Regions from separate parts of the Homo sapiens genome. Here region 1 is linked to region 2. Evidence: chromatin loops called from intact Hi-C (ENCODE). Cell type or tissue: dorsolateral prefrontal cortex. All regions are shown on one strand.

The links. Peaks named below come from ENCODE experiments on the same cell type or tissue, not always from the same donor. Only the 100,000 strongest peaks of a DNase experiment are listed, where the experiment ranks them.
Region 1: a loop joins it to region 2, with 5 times the contacts of the local background. A loop is called at or near these places in 54 of 110 quality-filtered maps.

What each region holds. Positions count from the first base shown.
Region 1 is chr11:84,382,415-84,387,414 of GRCh38, forward strand. All of the region lies in intron 7 of DLG2 (discs large MAGUK scaffold protein 2), which reads right to left. Among named protein-coding and RNA genes, the nearest start is that of DLG2-AS2, 750 kb to the left of the region's middle. In dorsolateral prefrontal cortex, CTCF peaks have their summits at 2,414 (motif pointing right) and 2,613; DNase peaks (open chromatin) are centred at 1,367 and 2,437; H3K27ac peaks cover 2,192 bases.
Region 2 is chr11:84,521,752-84,526,751 of GRCh38, forward strand. All of the region lies in intron 7 of DLG2 (discs large MAGUK scaffold protein 2), which reads right to left. Among named protein-coding and RNA genes, the nearest start is that of DLG2-AS2, 890 kb to the left of the region's middle. In dorsolateral prefrontal cortex, CTCF peaks have their summits at 2,910 (motif pointing left) and 2,931 (motif pointing left); no DNase peak of the experiment used is centred here; H3K27ac peaks cover 618 bases.

The DNA of each region.
Region 1 (5,000 bases), 140 kb before region 2:
TGAAAAAAATTACCCAAGATTATACTATCATTTTAAAATTGGACTGAAGTAGAAAACAATCAAGAGGCTCCTGTCGAATGAGACGTTAAATGATAAAATATGTTGGGGCTCCTGGCCTTTGTCTACTCATTCAAGGTAGTGATCAGTTATCCATTGCAAGCCTATGCCAGGCTGTAGATGAGAGTATTTGTCTCAGAAGTTTTGTTTTATCATAACCATTTGTCCTTAAATACCAATTTGGCTTTCTATAAGGAATTTAGCACATTTACAGAAATCTCAGTGCTCTTTAGTTATGGCATCATTAAAAATTAAAACTCATATATCACCTGAAAGAAGTCTACTGGCTTTAAATACACAAAAAATACTCAATCTCTCTCCTACCACTAATGCTATATAATTGATACCATATTAGTTGCACCTCCTCTCCAGTCTAGGCGACAGAGCGAGACTCCGTCACAAAAAAAAAAAAGTTCCCATATCCAGATGCTACTCTACTGCTTGAATTCAGTCTTCCATATGACTCTAGGACTATAGATAGCATCTCATTTATTTCCCTTCCTCTCATCTTAACCTCCTTCCATCTGTCCTCCACATTGCTGCCAGAATAGCATTTGTACCATGAAACTCTGACCATGGTGCTTCCTGCCTGGTATTCATCCATTTTTCCCTTGGCTTTTGGCATACTCCTTAATTCACAAAAGAAGGCCCTTTGTGATCTGACCCCGACTTACCTTCTCAATACTCTTTCACTTGTCTACATTTCAGCAAAGCTGTTGTCTTAGCATGGTTCATTTTCCTATTATCTACTCATAAATATCATGTGTTAGCACGGCGTCCATTCCCCCGAGAAGATTTTCTGGATTATATGGTTAGGTTTTCTTCAGCTCTGACACACCCCAAGCTAAGATGACGCCTAATATTTATTTCTCTGTTCCCTGCTGTCCATGCATTTACCTAGTACCTTCTCCTTGAGTTGAAGTGGTGATTGGCATCTAAATAATATAATATAGCAAAGGTGATGGGATGTCACCCTCTTTATTAGGTTACATTAAATGGCAAAAAAGATGGGATATCATGCCCATGATTACCTTACATTATATAAGACACACTTCTTAGAAGATTGGAGAGAGACTCTCATGTTGGCCTTAAAGAAGCAACAGCCATGTTGTGAACTGCCTATGGAGAGGGCTGCATGGCAGGGTACTGTGGGCAGACTCTAGTAGCTAAGGCATCTTCCAGCCAACAGCCAATAAGAAGCTGAGGCTCTCAGCCATACCCCCACAAGGAAATACATTCTGTTAACAATCCAAGTAAGCTGGAATTAGATCTGTCCTTGGCTTAGCCTCTTGTAAGACTGCAGCCCTGGATTCCAGCCAGTGAGACAATGAAGCAGAGAGTCCTGCTATGCTGTGCTTGGGCTTGACCAAAGGAAACTGTGAAATAATAAACATGGTTTGTTTCAAGGGACTGTTCGTGGAAATGTGTTACGCAGCATAGAAAATGAATGCATTAACAGCCCAAGATGCTTTTCATTGGGCTCCTACTGCACTTTTCACATACCTCCATCAAGCAGCTGAAACTTTTATACTCAAATAAATTGTTTCCCAACAGATAAAAAATTTCAAGAGCAGTTACTGTGTCTTTTTTTCTAGCATCTAGTATAGGAAGCTCTCGATGACGCTTTTTTTTTTTTTGCAATGAGAAAATAATTTTTAAAAAGAACAAAAGTAAATGTGGAAAGCTGGAAGTGTATTTATTGAAAGCATTTTATCATTGAACATAGAGCTATTTCAACGTTAATAATCTATAAGCCTACATCTTAAAAATTTAAATATAGGAAAACCAAACAGGGCTATTATTTAATGAGGGCCTATTATATACTTGGTGCTGAACTAATAAATATGGAAAATGCAACTTTAAAAGACTCTTACATAATTTCTCATGGTTCATATGGAAAAATTTGAGCTTTATCCAAGCAACATTAGTTAAATGTATAAATCTTCAAATAAATGTTGTCGAAGATAGTTGGGATAGTAAGCTTTGCAAAATTAAGCTGCCCTAGAGATGTTTAAGCTCACACTTCAGTCCCTCCTATTAGAATGATAATAAAAGGAATTCAAATACTGAACTGCGTAACCTTTGAGGTCCCTTTTAGTTCAAAGATTTCATGATCCTTAAAACTGCAATTTGGAAAACATTATTTTGTGGCAGGCTAATGAATTATAGCCAATGACATGATAACTATATTAAATATATATATATTAGAAAGATAACTCCGAAATGCATTCTCACGAACCCTACATATTCCTTTAAATAAAGTATCTGCCCAAAAAACCTAAGACATGTTGTTCCAGTAAAACTGGAACTGGGTGCTGATTTTCCTCTATATGTGCTGCAATGACTCCAGAAGCCACAAGGTGGCAGAGTGTTGGTACTGTGTTTCTAATTCACAAGACTTCACAACAGGAGTTCATGATACATTCAAAGGCAACTTTAACTGAGATTTTGAATTCTTCCATCTGTTTCCATGTGCCAGGTGCAGGGGTTGGATGGAGAAACTGAGATGTATATTTGGAGGCTCTTGAAAAAGGAGATGACAAGATATAAAATCATGTGTATTTAAAGAAAAACTCTTTGTTGGCATAACTCCCAATTTGCCTCTGACCTCAAAATTATCACAGCTCAACCTGATCACTGACTTCTCCAATCATTTCTGTAACATTTACCCTTCCACACTTAAACTGGTACAAATTCGCGAATCTAACACTCCCATTTAGATCTCTAAATCATCTAAAGCAGTAAAATTTTTTTAATCTCTTTAAAGAGTTTTAAAAAAAATCAAAGAGGCATACTCTTGTCTTTATTTCCATACATTGCTACAAGTCACAGCCCCAAATGAATATTATTTCAGTTCTATGAACAGGGTAAAGAACTTGTTCTCATGCTTTGACCTCAGGCTTTAGAGATTTCTAATATGTAACATACTTCCATTAAACTCATTCATCTTCCTCTGAAATGTAGTTTTCTCCAGAGCTCATGATCTCTTTGATAGTATTTGAATTGAAACATACTACAAGGTTATTTTTCTTTCCACAGATATTTAGAGTACTGTCACATCATAATCAGCCAAATAAATAGTATGCATAAGGTGGTGCCTCCTTTGGGGAATTATTAATAGTAGATTCCAATTCTAGAGAACCAGGACCCTGTTGTAGTAAACATTGTATCTCCAGGGCCTGGAATAGTGCCTAGCTCATAATAGACATTTGAGTGATACTGATCAAATAATCAACCTAACCTGCCTACTTATTAAACTGAAAAGATTGTATATACCTTGAGTCCAATGGGAGCCTACAATTAAGACTTGCAAATAGTAATTGCTCGATAAATCTTAAATGAACAATAAAGAGACCTGTATGCACGCATAATTTTGTGTTTCCTATTTAGAAGGGAAATTGCTATAGAAGCTCAATCAATCAAGACACAGTTATTTGTTACTACTGAATAACATTTTAATTCTGTAAGTTACCTCAAAGGTAACCAATGCGTACCCCTAAGGAGTTAACTGTGGAGGAGACAAATCACAAGAGGTAATAAGCGAAGGACTCAGAATAGCACGTTTCTTTAACCAATTTAGGGATTTTTTACATCTATTTTTATTACTTTTAAAGTAATGCATGTGAATATATGTATTTGTATTTCCATGCAAGCTGTCTAGAAAAGCTTAGACTCTCCCAGCCCAGCCAATTTTTTTAACTCTTAACACTCCTCTGGGAATTGTCCTTACTTTATTTTTTAGGGTGTCTCTTTACCCTTATATGAGTATACCTCTAATTTTTTATTTGTCAACTTTAGTATCTATTGATTTCTATACATGAAAAATGAAGATTTAGTTACTCACACTACTCTCCTACTATATCCTTTTGGTATGTTTGATATTTATAATATTATTTGAGTCCTGTTAACTCTGTAACTAATTTCTTAAAAATCTCTCTCTTATTTCAATATTTGACAGTCTTCCTCAACTCCACAATCTGTAAAATGTCAATATTAGTCATCATTCTTCCTTCCACATCCCCTCTTCTGTCAGCTAAATATTTACTTCTATAATTTTAAGATTGTTGATATTTATATTTTGTCATACAACCATAACAATATTTTCTACATTTTGTTACACAATATTGCTAAAAGTTGAAAATCAATAAATGGCCATCATATTATAATTGTTTTGTAAATACTGTTAGTGCCAGGTCAGGTAATATGTTGATGCATTTTTTTCTTTGCAAATCCAATGTCACGAACCTTGGATCACTCATGAGAGAATGTTTCTCACATCGAGGTCAAATAGATTTTTTTCCTTCACAAACCATGCATTTTAAAATGCATCAAAATTTGTTTTATATTTGTATCGTCTTGCATAGTTTGCTTTGTAGGCCTGAAAAATATAGTACTTCACCAGCCTTCCTAGAGTTTTTCCTACGCTATTTGCCTTTATTGCCTTTATTGTCATATTTTTAGTTATTTACAGACTCTTGATTATATCATTTATTCTGTGAAGTCACTGCTTTTGTAAGCTTCCTTTAGAAGATTCTGAACCTCTTTTATTTAAATTGATTACTCTCCAGGCCATTTGTACTCATGTCGTTTTGGAACTCCCCACCACCTCTTCCTTGCTCTTCTGAGTAAGAAGTGGTGGAAGCAGTTGAGTCCCAGGTCATCCCCCATCACCACACTGGGGCAGCGTCCCCAGGCTTCCAGTAGCTCCCAGGTGGGCGCTAGAGTCCATGCATTTACCTAGTACCTTCCCCTTGAGTTGAAGTGGTGATTGACATCTAAATAATATAATACAGCAAAGGTGATGGATGTCACCCTTTTTATTAGGTTACATTAAAGTTGTACATAAATTACCTCTCTCCTGGAATAGTTCTCATTTGTACCCAAAAGTATAAAATTTTTAAGAAATTGGTTATATAGAATTTATAATTATAATCATTATAATT
Region 2 (5,000 bases):
CTTTTGGAAATGATATTTCAAATAGTTTTAAATTGCTTGTTTATAATTAAAAGCAGGTAATATGTCTTATAGTCCACTGAGAAAATAAACTACCATCAGAAACAAGTTTTTAAATTAAATTTCTTTGGGCTGGGCATGGTGGCTCAAGCCTGCAATCCCAGCACTTTGGGAGGCCAAGGTGGGCAGATCACCTGAGGTCAGGAGTTCAAGACCAGCCTGGCCAACATGATGAAACCCCGTCTCTAGTCTCTACTAAAAATACAAAAATGAGTTGGGCGTGGTGGCACATGCCTGTAGTCCCAGCTACTTGGGAAGCTGAAGCAGGCGAATCACTTGAATCCAGGAGGCAGAGACTGCAGTGAGCAGAGATCATGCCACTGCACTCCAGCCTGGGCGACAGAGCGAGACTCTGTCTCAAAAACGAACAAACAAAAAAAAAAAAAGAAAAGAAAAGAAAAAATTTATTCACATGTAATATGAAGCAGTGAAACTAGAAAATCTCTAAAGCACCAGTCCTGAAACCAGAAAATCTCTGGAACACCAGTCTAGAGTAACTTCAATTACTGTAATTTCAAGTTAACTTTGTCTCATTACTTCTGTATGTGCCCTATTGCTTAATGGGCCTTAAGGTCAAGGTGGGAGGTGGGGAGTTGTTCTGTTCTATGTAAAGGAACTTCAGTAACTGTCTCTTGAATGCATTTTAAATGAACTTACCTGTGACCCAAAATTGGCCACAAACTCTAACATACTCAGTGTTCTGCCAATTCAGAAGGAACAAATCATCTGCCTTCAGAGTGACTTTGGTGAGTCAGCTGGACTGGAAGAATGTATCCTGGGAGCTGCATTAGGATTAAATCTGATTGCTAGACACTGGCAATTCCTCTCTGAGTTGGAGAAAATCAATTCAACCTTCTCTACCATGTTTTCTTGTACAACATTCTGTCTTATATAAGATTACATAAGTTTCCTTTGTATATACCAATAGACGCATTTAAAAATTGCCTTCTGGACTATTTTTATACTTATTAAACAAGATGAAATAAGTGTTTTGCTGTATAGCTTCTGTCCACTAAATGATCCTTGCACATCCTGATTATCTTTAAAGGTTATGCATATGTTCCAATATCTTCCATCACTAGCCTCAAAAGAAAGCCATTTCTTTATGCTTTAGTAAATTCTTGTTTGGACCACTCAAAATGTCCCCAACTCATTTGCTACAATTTGAGCTAACCAACATGACATTCACTTTTGCAGAAGAGATAATAATTTGAATAACACACCCTTACTTAGCTGAGATAGGAATGTTCTACAGTGTAAAACTATTCTCTGAAGGACATCAAGGATGAGGATTTAACAATTTCCAATCATTACTGAGAGCTCAAAGAGTTAACTAATCTTAAATTTAGATTTGTTCTTAGATACATACACACTTTCTATTTTTTTAATGTGAAATAATTACCATTTACTGAGCAACTACTAGGCGCCAAGTACTACAGACTTTCCACGTATTATCTCAAGTAATCTTTACAGCATGGAATGTGAATTCCATACTATTATTTCCAAGAGGTTAGAAGTTAATAGATTTACTAATAGACACAGCTAGAAAGCAACTAAGCTACATTGTAAACACAAGTAAGTCTGATTCTAAAGCCCATCTGCTTTCCACTATATGCTATTACTTTTCTGGATTAGCTGGGAAAGAGTTAAAAATTCAACAGCACTAACAGTCTCAGAATTAATTTTTGCAGAGTTTGGAAAAATTTCCGATTATCTTTGCTAAGAAAAAAGAATTGAAAACATGCTCACCAAAAGGTTACAATTCCAGACTGTTTAGAAATATGGGAGGGATGTAGAAGTTACGTATCATTTTAGGGTACCACTAACAATATCATCTTTAACCACAGTAACAATAAGTGCCTTATATTGATGAGCAGCCTCTGTGAGTGTTAGTACATTATTTCTAATTGTTACAGAAAGTTTTGGCAATAGTGAAATCTTAGTTTTGAGAAAAATTTCTGTGTAACTGGGTTAACTCTAGAAATATCTGCAGCTACATATAATCACTATTAACACTTATCTAGAATTTTCTATAAACACTTATTTTTAAAACTTATTATGATTTTAATAACCTAATATTTCTTAGAAAAAATTCATCATCATTATTGTTATTAATACTATGTACATAAAAGAAGTAGAAAATTTGAATTTCATCACACAAACTCATCTTTCAAAACCCATAGAGAGAACCCCTTCCATGGGTGTCCAGTCTTTTGGCTTCCTTGGGCCACATTGGAAGAAGAAGAATTGTCTTGGGCCACACATAAAATACACTAACTCTAATGATAGCTGAGGAGCTTAAAAAAAAACTGCAAAAAATATCATAATGCTTTAAGAAAGTTTACGAATCTGTGCTGGGTCCATTCAAAGCTGTCCTGAGTCACAGGTGGCCCATCACTGCAGGTTAGACAAGCTTGCCTTAACCCTTGATGACTTTGGTTCTAAAAAGAATTCTTATATTTTGAGATGCTGGTTCAGTCCTATGCCTAACATTCCTTTCTTCCCGCTTTTCAATATCTGGCCTAAATAGCCAGAATTATTGGGGGTATGCTGTTTGTACCCTTTCCAGTTAAAGATAATTGAGGAAAGGAATGCTTTATTTGCATGGAATTTCGATCAGGAGATTTTGTGCCTACATTCAGAATGCGTCTGTCAAGGCCATATTTCAACCATTTCCTCTCACCAGGGACTAGTCCTGGAACACAATGTGCTGTGCACAAGTCACAAATCTCTGCCAAACCTTTATGTTTTTATTAACTAAGAGCTTCTAATTTAGCTTCACAAATCTGTTTCTTCCTCAAGACTAGATGCTTCCAGGATGATCATCTCAGCTACTTCCACCATCTAGTGGCAAGAGATAGAAATGAAAGGATTTTACACTTTTAAAGATTATTGCCTAAAATATCAAGAATCAGAATAGTTTTCTAATCAGTGGTATTATTAAAAACATTATGTCTAGAAAGGAAAAATAAACACATTATTTTCAGTTGCTGGTCAGGGCCTCATGACTGTTGGGGTCAAATGTAACTCATAGGGTATTTCTTTTTTTTTTTTTTTTAAATTAATCAAATACGTATTTTAAAACATCTGCTATTTGGTCAACACCATCTTAGGCATTGTAGAGGAACTACAAATTTCTGTATTTAAAAGACATGACTCCCTTTTAGTAGAAGTTCATAACTTAGTTATGAAAATAGAAGCTCCAAGCTACTAAGGGCTAAATGTTGTGGTAAATTTCTCACTGCTTCATGTTATCCTCGGTAGGTACCTCTCTCTCCCCAAAGCCCATATATGGTGGTGGTGGACCTGTGTTTCAGTCCTCTGTGTTCTTCTCCCCTCTCCTGAGCAATCCCATCCATTTTCACAACTCCAACTACACTGAAAACGTCAAAGTTTCCATTTTCTAGATCAGATCTTTATTTCAAACTGACTGTTAAACACTTCTACCTGGGTATAACATAAATACTTCAAAATCAGTTACTCCAACATAAACTCAGAAATTATCCCACTCCCTCCCCTGCCATTCTAAAATCTGCTCTTCCTCTGGCATTCTTGGTTTCATTTCATGATACATCCTCTACTCTGGGGTCAAATTTTAAAAATTGTAAATTATCTTCTATTTCTCTCTCTTTTCTACCTTCTATATGTAATATGTCTCAATGTCCTGATGATATCTCTTTTTAAATAAGCCTTCTAATCTATCCTTCCCTTCAACCCCAATACCTCTGCTTTACATCAAAGCTTATCTATCTTTTACATTTCACCTGATGCTCTTGAATCTGATGTCATACCTTTCCAATTATTCCTTCCACTGTACCACATGACATGAATAACGGTCTAATTTGCATATCAGGTCATGTCATTCTCCTTTTTAAAAATTCTGTAGTCACCCCTCATTACCTACAAGGTGAAGTCCAGTCTCTACATAAGGTCCTTCATTACCTGTTCATGCCCATCTCTCTTGCTTTATGGGATGTTTGGGCCCACTCTATGCCCCTTTCCTTAATTCTTACATTATGCGTCAGTATCCTAGCCAACTACTTGGCAATTCTCAGAACTTTTCCATACTGTTACACAACTGCTAGAGTATAGGGCAACCTTGACTTTTCTCCCTTATTTCATACTTCCTTCAAGTAAAAAATGATCTCGTGTATAATTTTTTTTCTCTGACAACACCCATCCTAACCTCTCCAGCTCCAAAAAATTAAACAGTTTTTCTACGTCTTGAGAGACCTCTTCTTTCACACTTTCTTTATTGTACGCTCCAAAAGTATATGTGCCCAACCAAAATATAATTTTATATTAAAGAAATAATTCTATGACAAAATATGTCTGGGAAATACTTTGTACTAATCATATTTCCATCTTAGATGTTTATATTTCATATTATTATAGTAAAGGCTCTGAGAAATCCTTCAATAAGTTAATGGATTTAACTCCTCAAATGTGTTTAAGCACTCATTCATACCTTTATTTTAATAATGCTGACAAAATTCCACCAAACATACTTTGGGAGATGCTAGTCTAGTTTCATTTTAGATTCCAATAAGGGAGTAAAATGAAAAGCAAAACAAAACAAAAATAAGATGCAGTCCAGGTCTTGGGAGCTTACACATTTACTAAGAGCAAGAAAAACAGCAAACCTAGAGGAAAGAACATTATATAGCAGTCCTTCCTGATCTTAGGTTGCACTTTTCATGCAGTTTCAGCTACCAGAGGTCAACTATGACCTGAAAACAGGTGAGTACACTACAAGATATTTTGAGAGACAGAGAGAGAGCACATTCACATAACTTTTATTAAAGTATATTGTTATAATTATATTTTATTAGTTATTGTGGTTAATCCCTTACTGAGCCTAATTTATAAATTTAATTATGTGATAACATACTTATGAAAACATAAGAAAAAACATAGTATAAATAGGATTTGGTACTATCTGC